2 separate regions of the Mus musculus genome follow, and region 1 is linked to region 2. The links are chromatin loops, found by intact Hi-C in ENCODE. Cell type or tissue: heart. All regions are shown on one strand. Links, peaks and the distances in the headings refer to the core of each region. The heading gives the core; the rest is flanking DNA. Region 1 holds the start of Dyrk3 (dual-specificity tyrosine-(Y)-phosphorylation regulated kinase 3). Region 2 overlaps Mapkapk2 (MAP kinase-activated protein kinase 2).

Region 1 (8,329 bases), core at 140-8,139, 79 kb before region 2:
CACCCCTGTGACATATTTCCTCCAATAAGGCCACTATGAGTCTATAGGGGCCATTCAAACCACCACAGATAGAGCACCCTGCTCTGCTACCTATGATAGCATTGGTGGTTATACAACTGTATGAAGCTGATACAACTCACAGAACTGTGACCTGTAGTGAACTTAGGGGCTTGGGATATACTTTAGTGGCAAGAGCATGCTTAGTGTTTAAAAGGCTCTGGAATGAATTCCACGAACTACAAAAAGAAGAAGAAAAAGAATAGTTAACTTTATTGCATATAAATCAAATCTTTAAAAGAAAACCACTGTAGGACACAGTGACCCATTCCTGTAATCTCCCAAGAAAGATTGTCTAAATTAGACCAGCCCTGTCTACAAAGTGAGACCCTGTCCCAATAGATATTAAATTAAAATGAATGACATTGGCTGGAGAGATGACAAGGTAGTTAAGAGCACTAGCTGCTCTTGGAGAGGACCCACATTCAACTCACCAACCATCTGTAACTTTAGTTTTCGGGAATCCAATGCCTTCCTCTGGCCTCTGTGGGCACCAGGCATTTGGTGCACATACATACATGTAGGCAAACACACACACAAACATACATAGAAAACCCCGAACTTCTTAAAATAAAGGGTTAATTCAAAGACTGTTGAAACACAGCAGAGAGCTCTGAAGTGACATCTCAGTCAGGTGAGATGCCCTCACAGGACCCCCAAGGACTGCAAGGGCAATGCCCTCAGATGTTGCCCTCAGCAGCCTCAGAAGCACAAAGTAGAGAAAGACTTTGAAGAGATTTGCATGCATGGCTTTGTTTACTATAAAAGCAAATAAGACTCACAGAACTACAACTTTGAATTGTATTATTAAAATATGATCAATTTGCACCAAAAGTACAAAGACAGTAGAAAATTTGAAATCAAACAAAACTTTAGATTCCCCAAACCTCTATAAAAAAAGGAAACATTTAAAAAAAATGAAATATTCACCTGCTAACAAAAACTATCTTTCATTTGAAAAGGAAGTGTGATTCAGAGGACAGAAACCTCAGAACCCAGAGAACAGCCAAAAATAATCATTCACAACCTTCAGCAGTCATCAGGGAGCTGGCCCTGCTGGGGTTCATGTAAACTGTGATCAGGAGTAAGTGTGTGCATCCAGTTCCTCCTCGTAGGGAGAGTCTTCAGGAGTTATACTATGCCTGTTCTCATTCTAGATGTCGGGCTTTTCAAGTCAAGAACTGTACTCAGGGGTAGAAAGATGGCTCAGCTGCTAAAAGCACTTTCCACACAAGCAAGCCTTACAATCTGAGTTCAATGCTCAGAACCCAAGGTGGAAAGGTGGAAAGAAAGAACTGAATTCCAATAGTTATCTTCTGGTGTTCACACTGATGCTCAGATATGCCCACATTCATAGACACAGACACACACACAGACACACACATACAGACACACACACATACCACACATATCACACACACCACACACAAACACATACCACACATATCACACACACCACACACACAAACATATACACTACAAACACACCACACGCATAAACACACATACCATACACACACAAACATACACATCACACACCACATACTACACACCACACACACTCACACATACCACACACCACACACACTCACACATACCACACACCACACACTCACACATACCACACACACACCACACACAGAGACATATACAGACACACATACCACACACACATTACACACACAAACATACATACCACACACAAACACACCACACACATAAACACACCACACACACAAAAACACATACCACACACATATACATACCACACACAAACACACCACACACACATAAACATACATACCACACACACAAAAACACACACACCACACACATTTTACAACCTTTAGGGCTGTAGATATCACACACACACACACACACACACACACACACACACACACACACATAAACTTTTGGGACAGGGGTTTGGGACTGGTAAAGACAACCTTAAGGGCTTAGGAGACACAAGACCAGGCTGACAAAGCTGGAAATATCAAGACTCACTCACTCACCAGTGAGTCTCTCAGGTTCTAAATGAATGACTTCTTTTAAACGTGCATTTCAGTTCTGTGATGCATGTATCATTGTATATGCATGTATCATGGTATATTCCACTACAGAGAAATTCATAGCAACACACTGATTTCAAACGGAAGCCAACCCCCCACTAGCTGCTTTATCAAAAAATTACAGCTGAGTTATTACAGGGGAATGTTTGTGTCCCTCCTGAAGGTGCTGTGGTCAAGTTCTGAATGCCCACTTGGTTCCTTTGCTTTCTGTACTGGAGATCTAAACCGGAGCCTCTTGCATGCTACACAGACATTGGTCTACTGAGCAATACTCCAGGTCCCTGTGTCTTTTCCTTATGATTTTGGGATAATTGCATTTAAAACACATATTGCAAGCTCTTTAGTTTTCCTGTTCACTAGAACTGGCTTCTAAAGACAGGCAGACATCTCAGGTGACTTGGCTAGTATGTGGTAGGATTCTTATTTTATATTTTCAGAAAGATAATGCTGATTTCCAACCACTCTTCATTTATTTAAAATCCGTTAATTTATTATTCAGTGACTTCATACACTATATCTTTGGAAAAAATTTTTGATTTATCTTATTCTTTTGAGCATATGTCGGTGCAGCACATGTGTGCCTGGTACTCTCAGATGTCCGATCCTCTTCCAGAGCTGCTAGTGCTCATGACCACTGAGCCATCTCTCCAGCCCCTATCCAATATATCCGATCACATCCAACCAAAGTCCCTCCCTCCTACTCCTCACTTCCTCAAAACTTTGTCCTTCCACCAGCATGTTCCCCCACCTTTTTTTACTTACTTTAATGTAACATTTATCAAATATATTTTGCATAGATTTCCATAGGTTGCACATATGTAAGCATATGGAACACTTTATACAGAGAAATCGTATTTTCTTTGTATTTCAATATCTGTTGAAGTACACTTAAATGAGTCTTTTCAAGAGCCGGAGGGTACAGGGCAATTGCTTAATGAGGGTGTGGTCGTTGTTACAAAACAGGGGTTCTTTGAAGAAATACTGAAAAGTACTTAGGTCACCAAGGTCAGATACTCAGGAGGTCCAGCACCCTCAAGGAGTTCTCCCTCCCTTACTAGGGAAATAACCTACTAAAGACAAAGGCAGCCTCTGTATCTACTCCCCTAACCCGCTGGAGGCAAGTAGAACAGGAAGGCTTTAGCTTGGCTCTAGAAGATGCGCCTTAAAGACAGAAGGGAAGACTTGCAGTGATTCGAAATGAGGTAATTAAACATGTCCAGGCAAGTCCCAACCAACCCTTCCGGTAGTAGTCTGGGGTGTTCACCTCTTAGAAGTCCTGAGAGCAGGATCAGTTAGTAGAATTTTGTAATCTTGGAGCGGGGGAGGTGCCTTTGTTGCCATGGAACTCTGTCTACAAACAAGAGTCAAAGAGCCCAATTTAAAAACAAAAACCCTAGGAAAGTAAGATTGCACTGGTTGTGGATGAAAGAGAGACAGAAAACTTCTAAAAGATCATCATTGAAGAAAACATTTTTACTTATATCACAGGCTAAGTCAACACTGAACAGATGAAAATAAAGTGTCCCAAATGGACAGATTCTTAGCTGCAAATAGAGTGTGGATCTTCTGAGAACAGGGACTGTGACTTTTACGAACCCCAAAAGGAGCCTCGGTTGGACATTTGAAGATTCGTGGAATTATGCTCTATGAAATAATTTCCAGTGTGCACCAGGTGGCGTGCGCCACCGATGCGTGGAAGAACCTTTGGTTTTTGTTTTGTTTTGTTCTCATAGATCCAATGGGCTCATCCTATGTGTATGAGTTTATGCCTGTGCACCACATACGTGCCTGCTACTCTCAGATGTCAGAAGAGGGCATTAAACACCCCGGGACTAGAGTTATGGATGGTTGTGAACTGCCACGACCGTGTTGGGAATCAAATCCGCTCTTGCAGAGGAGTTTTGCAGCCTTAGGAAATCTGATGGGCACCAAGCTCAACACAACCGCCACTTCTGTGGCTTAACAGCCTTTCTTTTCACTTCCATTTTAACTGTCGAAATAGACTTAACATGGACGGTACTTCTCAGAAAGAGTGAGGTACGCTTTCACATATTAAAGATGCGCAGAGCTCTCCAAGCGGTCTGCTGAGCAGGCAGGCTGTGCTGCTGATACTCCCATGTTTGGTTTCACGGCTAGGTGAATACGAAGAAGCGTAGGTTCCAAGCCAGTTTCCTCTTTTGCAAAAAGAACTGCGAGCACACCACCCAGGAACAGCACGCCCCTCGCTCCGCCTCCTCCCCGCTCCCTCCAAGGCGGCGTTGCGCAGGCGCGGCAGGGCGTGCGCGGTTGCTAAGCGACGCGGCCGCTCCCGCGTGGTCTCCCTGCGGACCGCGCGAGCCCAGTGCCCAGCCTCGTCTTGTAGCGAAGCCAGCAGGTGCGGTGCTGGAGGCGACCCACCGGGCCAACCGCCGCCTCTGTGTCCGCGGGGCGAGCTCGCGATGGGAGGCGCAGCCCGCGATCGCGGGAGGAAGGACGCGGCGCTGCCGGGGGCCGGGCTCCCGCCGCAGCAGCGGAGGTAACGGCGCCCGGGTAGGAGCGGGAGGACTCCTTGCGGGTCTGGGCTGCCTGTCCATCAGCGCGGTGAGCGGGAAGGGCGGGGGAGGGCGGGCGGGACGGCGCGGCCTCCGGAGAGCTGGGTCTGGGACCTGCGCGCAAGACCTGCGCCCTGTTGCTCCGAGAGTCTGCCCAGCCCGCCCTGGCCCTGGGGTGGAGCAGCAGAGACCCGGGACCTTGTTCCCCATGTGCCGCTTTTGGGGGGGGGTCCCTTTCCCCCTCCGCATCGGGCCCTGGCTAAAGGAACCCAATCCGCTCGTTCGCGTCTGGCTGTTACTCTGCAGATGCGGTGCTGGTGTGTTTCATCGTGCAGTATGGCAGAGGCCGGACCTGTCTAGAAAATTGCCTGTTATCAAAACATTGTCTGAACCTCAATATATTTTTTAGAAGATATTTTAATTTCTTGTGGGATGTTTTTAAAGCCCTCCTTTATTCCTTTAACACTTGTGTTAAACTCTATAAGTATTTTTTTTTAATAAGACAGATCTCAAAAGTGACTGAAAAGATATTTTTTTTAAAGACAATGAAAAATGTTACCTAGTCATGGTTGTGTTAGTAGTATATAATCTGAGATGGTAACATGAACCGGTGACCAGAGTGACCCGCAAATCCGTAGTCTTGGGAGCAGATAAAATGCATTATTCAAGGCCATCTTGTGGCTTTAGTAAATCCTGCCCATTGTTTGTGTGCCTTCACTGTGGAGGACCCACAGTGTAAAGACAGAACCATTCTGTAGTCCTTTAGCATTTTAAATATCTCCATATGCCAGGAAATGAAGTGGGAACAGAAGAGAGATTTGGTACATCGTGTAACTTAAAGCAAAGCATCGGGTGGGTTCCTGTTGGCTGCCTTTTTTCACTAGTTAGCTTAGCTGTAAATGGGTGCATAAAATAATGAAGAGAAGACAGCTGTTCTGCTAGTCTTCTCTTCTTGTAGTCTGAGAGTGTAGACGTCCTTTTCTTCCCATTTACCTGTGAGGCTGTTCAGAGGGGGAAGGTAGCACAGCCAGGGGCTGAAACTAGAATAGAGGTGTTAGACTTGCATTCTAAAACAAACCTCTATGTTATGTTTATTTCTTTCTGCTTTTAGGTTTCTTATTCAGTTCAAGTTAATTGGTAGTCCCTCATTTTTTGAACAGCATTCGATTACTTATTATTTGTTAGTTAGAGACAGGGTCTCTTTATTATGTAGCTTTGGCTGTCCTGGAAGTCACTCTGTAGACCAAGCTGGCCTCAAACTCAGCAGAGATCCACCTGCCTCTGCCTCCTGAGAGAGGGATTAAAGGAGTGTGTCACCACACCAGTCTGTTGTAACTAATGTAAAATTGAATCCAGAGATTTTTTTTTTCCATTCTTTACAAAGAAAAAGGAAACAGATGTGTTGGTGCAGAGGTGGAGGCAGGTGGATCAGTTTGCGTTCGAGGCCAGTCTGCTCTACACAGCAAGTTCCAGAACAGCCAGGACTATGTAAGAAACCCTGTCTCAAAAAAACAAAAAAAAAATTACAGGGAAGAGAAAGGTTAGAGTCCTTCTCTCCCACTGCCGACTGCCCGGCTTGTTTTTGTGCAGTGTCAGAAAGGGTAAGAAGCGCTTAAATCCTGGGGTGTTTTGAAAATGCAAGCTCATTTTGTTTAGTTACTGACCGGTTTTATCTGTAACCGTTTCTCCTAGGTTGGGGGATGGTGTCTATGATACTTTCATGATGATAGATGAAACCAAGGGCCCACCCTATTCGGACACATTCAGCAACCCCTCTGAAGCACCTGTCTCCAGAAGGCTAAATGTAAGTAGGAAAGGAAAGAAAGTTGCTTGGGGGAAGAGGAAGTGCTCCTTAATGCTCTTGGCAACGCGGGAGTTCCATTTGTTATTTGTGGGTTGGCTGCTTTTGTTTTGAGGTTTTTGGTTGGGGAGTGTGTGTGGTTCTTTTGCTTTTTGAAAGATTATTGTTTTGACACAGAGTTGCTTAGTGTGTGTAGTCCTGGCTGACCTGGAACTCTGTGTAGACCAGGCTGGATTCAAAGTCAGAGGTGTACCTGCCTCTGTCTCCAGAGTACTGGGATTAAATGGGTATATTACCATACTCATATTACCATGCTTGGTTTGCTTTTGATTTCTCCTGACTTGGGGAAAACAGTTTCTGTGGTTTGAGGTCGGCTTTTTTTGGAACAGTTTGGATTTGAAGTCCACCCTTTCCTTATTCCTTCTGCTGGGGTAGGCATGGCACTTGGGGTCGCGGAAGGAACTCTTGTTTAAGCGGTGTTTCTTTTTTATGGTAGGTGACATACATAGAGCATGACAAAGGCTTCTTTTAACAGAAGTAACAAGGAAAATAGTGTCAGAATTCACAATCAGCTCAGTTTTTCCCGTTTAGTCCTGGCAGATCAGTATATGAAAGACAGTTTAAAAAAAAAAAAAAACCCAAAAAACAAAAGAACAAAACTTCATAAATTAAGTTGAAACAGTAAGCCTGGGTTTCTCTGTGTTGCCCTGGCTGTCCTGGAACCCGCTCTGTAGGGGTCAAAGGCGTGCACCACCGGGGGCCACTCGTCCAGCTTGGGCTTTGGTACATTCTGATCCTTTATGAGCCCCAGACCCTTAGCTTTCGGTGCCCTTTTGTTTAAGGTAAGAATGAGATGAACTCACAGTCCACAGGCACAGGCAGAGGAGCAGAGCAGGGTTTGGACAAGTTCCAAGGCAAGGAGTCACGGTCTGTGACTTGAAACTGTGCTACAATGTGTCATCTGCTGAAGTGTCTGACTTCCTGAGCTGGCACGGCTATGTACTTTTCCCTTCCGAGGTTCCTCTTAAAACCCACCTTTGTTGCTTTGTTCCTTCCTTGCTTTACTCTGTAATTTTGCTTTAAAAATAGTAACATTTTATTTGTGCATGTTTTGTGGTGTGTGTGTGACCAGACTTAGTGGCAAGCACCTTTATCTGCTGAGCCATCTTGTTAGCCTTGTCATTGTTTCTAGTTCTTCCCTAGGTCTTACCACTCTCAGGGTTAATAATATTACAAGCTTGGTCTAAATACGTTTGGAAGTCTGGTCACCCCATTTTTAATCTCTTCTGGGGTACAGTGGGGCTTCTTTCCATTCCTGTCAGTTGATTTCTGTGGTCTCTGAACACCTCTGAGAAATCCAGAGCCACCTCTGTGGTGGCCATCGAATTTCCTGGCTCCCTGCAGTTGGGCATCAGGCACAAACCTCATTTAACTTTAGGTTAGAGTTGATCCGTGTTGATCTCTATCCTAAACTTCTCTCAAATTATATTTCAGGATCAAGTGAATTTCTTACTGCATGTTGTTGACTCTGACAGTTATGGAGAAGCCCTAAGATTTTAGATTCTAATCCAACATGTCATTGCAAGGGCTTTTCTTTAACCTCCCTATCCACTTTTATTGTGTGTGTGATATTGATGTACGCTCTTCTGTCTTATTTGGTTTCTTGATCAAGAGCTTTCACACATGACCAGCCTTGCTAGCCAGCTTGCTCTGTTTTTGCCTTCTGAAGCTGGAATTAGAGGCAGATTCCATGCCCACCCAGTGCTGACAGGACGGGTCCTCATGCAAACACTTTAACCCCTGCCCTGTCTCCCCAGCCTCTGTTATTGGCAGACTTGGCTGGGAGAGTGCTTTTCAATCCCGTGGGAGCA
Region 2 (8,329 bases), core at 314-8,313:
AAAATCAAGTTAGCTTCTCTGTGTTGTGTATGGAAGCTCCACCACTCCAGGCTTCGTGCTGGAAGGAGCGGCGGAGCATTGAGGAGGTGTGGCATTTCACCTCTCCCTGGGAAGAGCTGCGGATGGTGCTAGGATAGGAATGGATGGAGCTGGAGTGAGTGAGGCAGTGGCTGGGCAGGTCCAGTCTACTCTACTCCTTCCTGGAGTGGGGAAGGGTGACGACTGGGACCTCAGGCCTGCACCCTGGGAGAGTGAGCTGGTTCTCGGCTGGGGACTGAGCGCTTAGGAGAGGCCTGCAGAGGTGTGTGTCTAGGTGTCTGGGAGGAAGTGCTACTTACATGGGTTTCATATTCCAGTCCTGCCACAGCTGGCTGGAGAATCCTATGGAAAGATTACTCCATAATGGAGGACCTCATTTATAAAATAGGATGCTCCCTTCCAGAGGGTTGAGCCAGGTGAGATGACACATTGGAAATACTTAGACATTTAATTTGGAGAACTCCAACCATAAGCTATGCCTGCTACTTGAATGTTCACGAAAGAGGTTGCTGAGACTTGCCTACAGTGGCTCCAGGTCCTCCTTTCCTTTTACCCTGAAAAGCTTTGAGGCATCCATGTGGTACAAAAGAAGCATTTGTGGTCCAGAAAGAGGGACTGTGGCCTGGCTTAAGGGAGTGGTGAGTTGGTGCCCCACACAGGGCTTTCCTCCAGGCCCCCAGCTGCCTCCTGGGAATGTAGAGGTCTTGTTTAACAACACAGCAGCGCACTTGGTGCCTGAATTGGACTTGTGCATCACTCTTGGCACCAAGTCGGACTCGGCACATCCCCGCTCCAGCTGTCCCTTTTAAGTGGTGTGTAGAGGGAAACTCAAGGCTGCACCATATCCTGGGTCCCCACTGCCTGGTGTCTAGGGCTATGAATAACCCCTGAGGGAAGTGGGTGTGCCTGGGATTCCAGCTGCCCACCTCAGGGGAACTGATGTACAGGAATAGCAGCCGAGTAATAATAGCAGAACCCTGGTGTGGTGCCTGTCGTGTGCCAAGCTGGTCTTGCTAGTGTGCATTCTTGTCCTTGTTACATGTGTTTAATAGGCTGCCCCCTCAGGCCTGTCATGGGCCTGTTCAGCACATGAGAAGATGGGAGGCACCAGGGGTTAGGATCCCCACTCTCAGTGGAGTTCAGAGCCCCCTCCCTCGTTTTCCAGTGTGTGAGGTCTCTGAGGTATAAAGTATGTGGGGGCAGCTTATTTGTTGCTCCTATTGTCCTCATGTCATGCCATAGGACCAGGCTCCTCTCTGTTCTTTCCTCTTTGGCTTTTGGGTTGACTTAGACTATCTTTTCAGGAGACCCCATGATGGAAGATCTCCTGGAGGGCAGGTAAGGGGGTCAAAGGTGTACAACCAGAGTCTAGGGCCCCTGTTTTTAATCCTGTGCACAATTCCCACACCTCCCTCACTGACCCTACCTAAAACTTCCTCCCTGGGTTGTGGGCTCCATGACCTGATCCTGAACCCTGCATGCCTTTCAGGCCTCCTTGGCCTGTGTACCTTAGTTTGGAACACACATCTTTCGACCTTTTCTGCAAGAGCATTTCAGAGACACCATATAGGGCTGAGTCAAGGCACAGAATTGGTTCGAGGCTTAGCATGGGTATCATGGATTTCAGTTCCTTCCAGGTACACCTTCTCTCAATGCTGTGGTTTTTTTCTTTGTAGGAAAGTCCATCCCCCAGAGCGAAGGTCCTGAGCCCTTTGTTCTCCAGTGTCCTCTCTGCACTGTGGGAATGAGACCTTTCCCATGTGACCCTCCTGGCTGCCCAGCTCTTCCTCAGCTGGGGTGTGCTAGCAGCTTCCTGTCACCTCTCTGCCTGGATGGCTCAGGCCACCTCTCTTGTCTGTCTTTACTTAGCCATGTACTTGAGATCCGTGCATTCTTGCTTTTTCTCTCCAGTGTTCTGTATGCTACACTTGTCTACAAGTGTCTGTGGCACCTCATGGCCCCGCTCTTTGATGTTAACCCGCCCGCCTGCCTGCTATGAAGGCCTTCCATAGCTTCAATTAGTATTCATAACCAGTGAAGGTCTGATAACACTGGGTATACAGGAGGCCCTATCTCAAACAAAACCCCACTAAAACCTCTATACGTATTGTAAAAATCAAGGCTTCTCATAGTTATCCCTAATCTGCCCAACCTAGCCAAGTTTCTAGAGGATAAAACCTAATGAAGTTCATCTCAGTTACTTGTTTTCCTGTAAAATTTTAGTTTTCTCTAAGGATTGAGATTTTCCTAGTCTTTATCCAGTTGACTTCACCTGGAGGAGAGAGGCCTGCCTGCAGCAAGTGCATGCACCCACCTGTCCCACTGTGGAGGTGCAGGGGGGACACAGTTTAGATAGTAAGGCAGTTGCCACACTCCAGAAATTTTCCCTGGAGGAGAGAGCTTGAAAATACATTTACTACTAGGTGAAGGAAGAGAGAGGAGGGATTTGATTAAAGAAATCAAACTTTATTTCACCTGTGGAGAGAAGGCATCAGTATGGAAAGTGTTGGTTTTAGCTTAAGAGAAGAGAACCTTATGTAGAGCTTCTTTGTTTTTGTTGCGTTTATAAGCTGGTCTCTCTATAGTCCAGGCTGGCCTTGGACTTGCTATATTGCCCAGGCTGGCAGAGAACTCCTCCTGCCGGGCCACAAGTGCTGGGAGTATGGGTGTGGCACTACTGGACATGTATTTGCCAGGAAGGATGACCCCACTTCAGCTGGAACTGTTGAGTATGCTGGCCCTAACACTCCTGTCTGTGAGGTGGAACCTGACCCTCCCAGTGCCATGGACGAACCCCGGCTGTGGATAGCAGTGATCCTAAGACAGCTGTGTTCTTGGATCCCAAACCCAGTGTGCAGTCTACGGATCAACTTTCCTCAGAACGCTTGCCTGCACTGTCTGTTGTCTTTACGATTTTGTCTACTTTGGCATCGTGGCCTGAACGTGGGGCCCAACAGCTCCCCAGGGTGTTCATCTCTGATATCTATCTCCTGCCCTCGGATGTGGAGGCAGAGTGAGGGTGTGGGTTCCCCCATGGGATTCTTTTTACTTTTGTTCTGTACTGTGGTGGAGAATGGAAGAGAGACTTGAATTATGAATCTTTCCAGTGCCTGCCTCCGGTGGGTATCTGTCCTGCTGCACTAGCCTGGCATTTCCGATTGTCAGTCTGTTTTGGTTTTGATGTTCAGTGCCATGCGTGGTCTACAGTAGAAGTTCAGTCACTACTTGATTATGTGCACATGGAATTGGCCAGTGTCTCTTTCTGTTCCTCCTACAACATGGGAAAATAAAAATGCACACCCCGTGACCCCCACCCCCCACCCCAACCCCATACAAGCTTGTGCCATGCTCTCATTTGACCACAAGGTGGCAGTGTGACACAAAGCACATGGGAGATAGCTGTCTTCTTTGTGGGTTTCTGCTTGAGAAGTTGCCTCTTTGAAGCCACTTTGAGAAGTTTCAGCCTCTGACAGTTTCTTAGACTCTGAGTGATAGGGTGGAAAGACTTGGAATTTGTCTGTCAGGCCTGATGCAGGCTGTGGCTGTCATCCTAGGAGTTTAGCCTTGGGCAGGCTACTCTCTGAAATGGGTCAACGTGACTATAGCCTGAAAGCACATTAGTGTTATTGGTGGGGATTCCGAGCTTGTCTCTGGCTGTCTGACCCCACTTCCCAGACCTCAGCTCTCTTCTTGGTCTCCCTGCTTGTCCACATTGGCCTCATTCTAGTCAGTGCCCAGTCTCCACCTTATCGAAGGCCCCCCGCGCCTGCCTGCTGCCTGCTTGTCCGTCTGCTCTCTGGCCTGTTTCCCTGCCAGCTCAGACTGCAGAATGTCCAGAGCTGTTGGAGAGTGTGATGTATGGGTAGATCTGTTCAGGTCTTTGTCTTACAGATTTTGGCTTCTGTGCCCTGCATTGAGCAGGCATTCTAGTAAAAATGATAGCTGTTCCTACTGAGCACAGTTTAACCCTCATAGCATAGCTGTGAGCAAAAGTGGCTACTCCACTGTACAAAGCAGAGGTCTGTTAGGATGCCTTTGGTTCTAACAATGGAATTCTCCTAAAAGAGTTTAAACAATCAGGAACATTTTCCATTTATTTATTTGTTTTGCTTTGGAAGCAGGGTCACACTCCCTGGTTTCATTGAGGAGCCACAGTCGGCCCTGAATCCCCACTTTCTTGCCTTGTCTCCTGGTTGTGCCTGGCAGGAAACAGGCTGCTTGGTGATGTCCCAGGGATCCTGGGAGCTGCTGTCTCTCACTGGCTTCTCACTGCTCTGTGGCCAGACCCTTTACTGGGACCATGGTGACAGCATGCTCCTAGCTGCCAGGTGCTGGAGACAGTGTTGGTCCTGTGCTCTTTCTGTGATTGTCTCTCAGTAAATTGCCATCAAAGTTCTTCTGGGCCATTTGGACATTAGGCTTGTTCTTAAGCTAGTCAGTAGCTAAAGGGCGGAAACAAGTAGCTGGCTTAGACTGACCAGAATCCGGCCTTTTAAGGCTGATGAGGGTCCAGCTTGACTTCATGCTCCTGGACACCCAGTCCCAGGAGCAAGAAGGGACATGAGTGTGGCTCAAGGCTGCAACTCTGGCAAGCAGCAGGGTCCCAATCAGCATCGGGCTGACTCCAGAGACCACCGGGCTGAGTCTGCTATAGGTTTGAAGTTTCTGTCCCTGAGGATTCTGGAGTCGCTCCCTTTCTTGTCCTTGAAGTGGTTCCTTTTGTTCTGACTCCGTGGGACACTGTCCTCCAATACTTAACTGCTGCCTCTCCTTCTGTAGACTTCATGCTCTTAGCTGATGGAATGAGAGTTGTCTCAGCTTCCTGTTCAGGCTCTGGAGAGTCAAGCTGAAGTGTTGTGTTGAGTGATTAGAGTCATCTTAGGGTCCTGGAAGGGGAGAGGTTGGGGAAGATGCTGTGAGAGTGACCTTGGGGGGGGGAGAGAGAAAGGAGAGAGAGAGAGAGAGAGAGAGAGAGAGAGAGAGAGAGAGAGAGAGAAAGAAAAAGAAAGAAAACATTTGTAGTGTTGGTGGGGCCAGCTGTTTCTCGTAGCCCTGTGTCACTCAGGAGGTGTTGGCCTTGCAGATGCTCCAGGACTGTCCGAAGGCGCGCAGAGAGGTGGAGCTGCACTGGAGGGCCTCCCAGTGCCCACACATTGTGCACATCGTGGATGTCTATGAGAACCTGTATGCCGGGAGGAAGTGCCTGCTGATTGTCATGGAGTGGTAAGTAGCCTGCAGGGTTCTGACCATCCTATCCCCATGCCATGATGAGGTGCCTCTGCCTCTGCAGACAGCCCACTATGGATCTTGAAGCTTGGGATATCAGCATCTGGCTTCCTTTGGGGGCAGTGGAATGCGTGGGGGTGGGGTGACATGCTGGTTGACAGATCTTTCACTGTACCTTTTTTTTTTTTTTTTTTTCCTTTCAGTCTCGATGGTGGAGAGCTCTTTAGTCGAATCCAGGACCGAGGAGACCAGGCATTCACAGAAAGAGGTAGAGAGGGTCTGCTGTGGCAGTGGCTTTGTGTGCACAGCAGTAGGCAACTGTAGGCTCTTTGAAGGGCCCTGTCACAGGAGTGGGGGAGGGTGTTGCCTTCTCAGGCTCACTGCTGGCCATGGGCCTCTCTCCCTTAGCCATGGCAGGGTCAGCTCCTAGCTCCTTTGTGTGTCTGATGAGTTGGTGGGTGTGGGAGACTGGGGCTGCGTCAGCAGGTTGGTGTCTGAGCTTTCAGACCTCCAGCTCGGGTTTTCTCTCTCGTCTGCAGAGGCGTCAGAGATCATGAAGAGCATCGGCGAGGCCATCCAGTACCTGCACTCGATCAACATTGCTCACCGGGATGTCAAGGTGACACCTGCTTATATAAACCCCATGCTCCCTGACTGCCTGGTCTGTCAGCGTAGGATGGGTCTGCAGCCCAGTCTGTGGCTTGTGGGGCTTGGGACAGGGGACCACAAACTTGGTAGTGAAGCTCAGTTTGGTTGCACTCAGCCTGTGGCTGCTCGTCAGCACCTCACCGTCCCACACATGGATTTCTGAGTCAACAGGAGTCCCCATGGCTCCACGCGGCAGTCTCTGTAGCAGGGAGCCGATGCCTTCACGCTGCCCGCTGCAGAGGGGCTGGATGGATGCAGTGGTTGAGCGGATGAACGGAAGGCACAGTCCTTCCCACTTGGGTTCCTCAGCATTTCCACAGGGATCTTATCCACTCATGTCTCTCTCCACAGCCTGAGAACCTCTTATATACTTCCAAAAGGCCCAATGCCATTTTGAAACTCACTGATTTTGGCTTTGCCAAGGAAACCACCAGTCACAACTCTTTGACCACTCCGTGTTATACACCATACTATGTGGGTGAGTTCAGGGGAGGCCCAAGGACTGAGTCTTTGCCTCGTTTTGCTCATCTCAGGAGACCATAGACCTAGGCATGCTGGGTCTTTATGTCCCTAGATGTACTAGATCTGACAGGGCCCCGCCATGAGTGGGCTGCCAGAGTTAAGCTGTGATTGAGTGCTATGAAAATGCTCTGCTGGGCTGAGGGCAGCACTTGGGATCTGTGTACTCTTCCTAAGGAGAGCCAGGGTTTCTCCGTGGAGTCTGGGATTCAGATTTTGCTCTAAAGTCCCAGCTGACTCCACGAATACACTCCCAGGACATGTTCCTGAAGCTAAGTGGGTGCCACATGTTTGTAGGTTCTCAGCGGCTCAGCAGTGATTGCACCCTAAGCTTGTAGCTGCAGAGTCCCTTCTGGGAGAGGGTCCTCTTCTTTCCCCGGCCCCCACTGTTGCCTCTCTTTCTTTATGAAGGGATGAAGGACTCTGAGGCAGGGGAGGTCTCAGCATTCAAAGAGCCAGGACAACCCACAGTGATCTTTGCTTTGCAGCTCCGGAAGTCCTGGGCCCGGAGAAGTATGACAAGTCCTGTGACATGTGGTCCTTGGGTGTCATCATGTATATTTTGTAAGTGGGCTGGTGTGTGGTGTGGGATGGCTGCTAGGCTGCAGTGCGTCAGGGAGCTGGGGACGCTTTACCACTGCAGGACAAGAGGAGGCTTTAGCATTTCCCCTTCGGATGGGGGCTCCCTGGGAATTCTGAGTTCCTGCTTCACTTGATGCTTGGTGGGTTCTGGTTGCTAAGTGGTGGTAGAAACTAGCTAATGGGCTAGCCGTCTAGGTGACATCCTTGGCACTTAGACTCCTGGGTCCTGCAGTCCCGATTTCTCTGGGACTATAACAAGCAGAGTCTGTTTCTTACCTGATTAGTGGTGCAGGGTTTCTAAATAACACCCGCTTTGCCCTTCTCTTCCTTAGGCTGTGTGGGTATCCCCCCTTCTATTCCAATCACGGCCTTGCCATCTCTCCGGGCATGAAGACTCGTATTCGAATGGGCCAGTATGAATTTCCTAACCCGGAGTGGTCAGAAGTATCAGAAGAAGGTAGGAACCGGCCTTCGGGGACAGGGGAAAGAGTGAGTGTGTGCGAGCGTACGCACGTGTAGGTATCAGTCTTTTTCACATGTGTGCTGGAACTGGGGACTTGGACCTGTTCCTATGCCTTCTAGGTGTGTTCTGCCTGTGGGAAGTGCCTGAGGCATGGTCAGAGCCATGTGTATGTGCAGGGCTTGTCCAGCATGCTGGTCCTTGGAGCCATTGCTCCTTGGGTATCTATCTTCATTCAGTCTCCTTTGAGCCTGATTCATGCAGGAGAGTGCAGGGAAAACTATAGATCCTGAGCTGTCCTTGTCCCCTGAGCTGTCTCGATCCCTGAGCTGTCTGTCTCAGTCCCCTGAACTGCCCTGTCCCTTGACCTGCTGTGTCCTCTGCCTCACCCCATAGTGAAGATGCTTATCCGGAATCTGCTAAAAACAGAGCCCACCCAGAGAATGACCATCACAGAATTCATGAACCACCCCTGGATCATGGTAAGCTTTGCAGGCTGGGGAGACCTGGGCGCAAGGGACTGTTGCTCAGTATGCTCGACTGTCACTTGATCCCACTTCTCTCTCCTCAGCAATCTACGAAGGTCCCTCAGACTCCACTGCACACCAGCCGTGTCCTGAAGGAGGACAAGGAACGATGGGAGGATGTCAAGGTGAGGGACCACTGAGGAAGAGAGCTGGGAAGGCAGTTCACAGGAAGTCCCCAGCAGGAGTGCTGGCCTGGCAGGAACAGTTTGGATCTGTGTTCTTCATCCCAGTGTTTCCATAGCAACCAAAAGGTGACTGGGAGCCATTGCCTTCACTGGCTTGTGGCAAAGGTTCTGGCCAGACTGCCGTCTGTTTCCTATGAGCCTTC

What was found. Hi-C counts contacts between places; a loop is a spot of excess contacts. Peaks named below come from ENCODE experiments on the same cell type or tissue, not always from the same donor. Only the 100,000 strongest peaks of a DNase experiment are listed, where the experiment ranks them.
Region 1: it touches region 2 in a loop (2.4-fold over the local background); 1 of 42 quality-filtered maps calls a loop at or near these places.

The regions. Positions count from the first base shown.
Region 1 is chr1:131,134,392-131,142,720 of GRCm38, reverse strand. It overlaps Dyrk3 (dual-specificity tyrosine-(Y)-phosphorylation regulated kinase 3), which reads left to right and starts at 4,487. Exons shown (of 3, transcript NM_145508.2): 1 at 4,487-4,641; 2 at 6,350-6,461. The coding sequence starts at 4,565. In heart, for the core only: a CTCF peak has its summit at 3,807 (motif pointing right); a DNase peak (open chromatin) is centred at 4,390; H3K4me3 peaks cover 2,005 bases; H3K27ac peaks cover 1,992 bases.
Region 2 is chr1:131,055,556-131,063,884 of GRCm38, reverse strand. Mapkapk2 (MAP kinase-activated protein kinase 2) reads left to right here. Exons shown (of 10, transcript NM_008551.2): 2 at 5,123-5,262; 3 at 5,469-5,533; 4 at 5,805-5,884; 5 at 6,265-6,391; 6 at 6,921-6,996; 7 at 7,347-7,471; 8 at 7,871-7,956; 9 at 8,046-8,126. Among named protein-coding and RNA genes, the nearest start is that of Mapkapk2, 38 kb to the left of the region's middle. In heart, for the core only: CTCF peaks have their summits at 3,188 and 3,410 (motif pointing right); DNase peaks (open chromatin) are centred at 894, 1,818, 3,394, 4,274 and 1 weaker place; H3K4me3 peaks cover 596 bases; H3K27ac peaks cover 3,274 bases.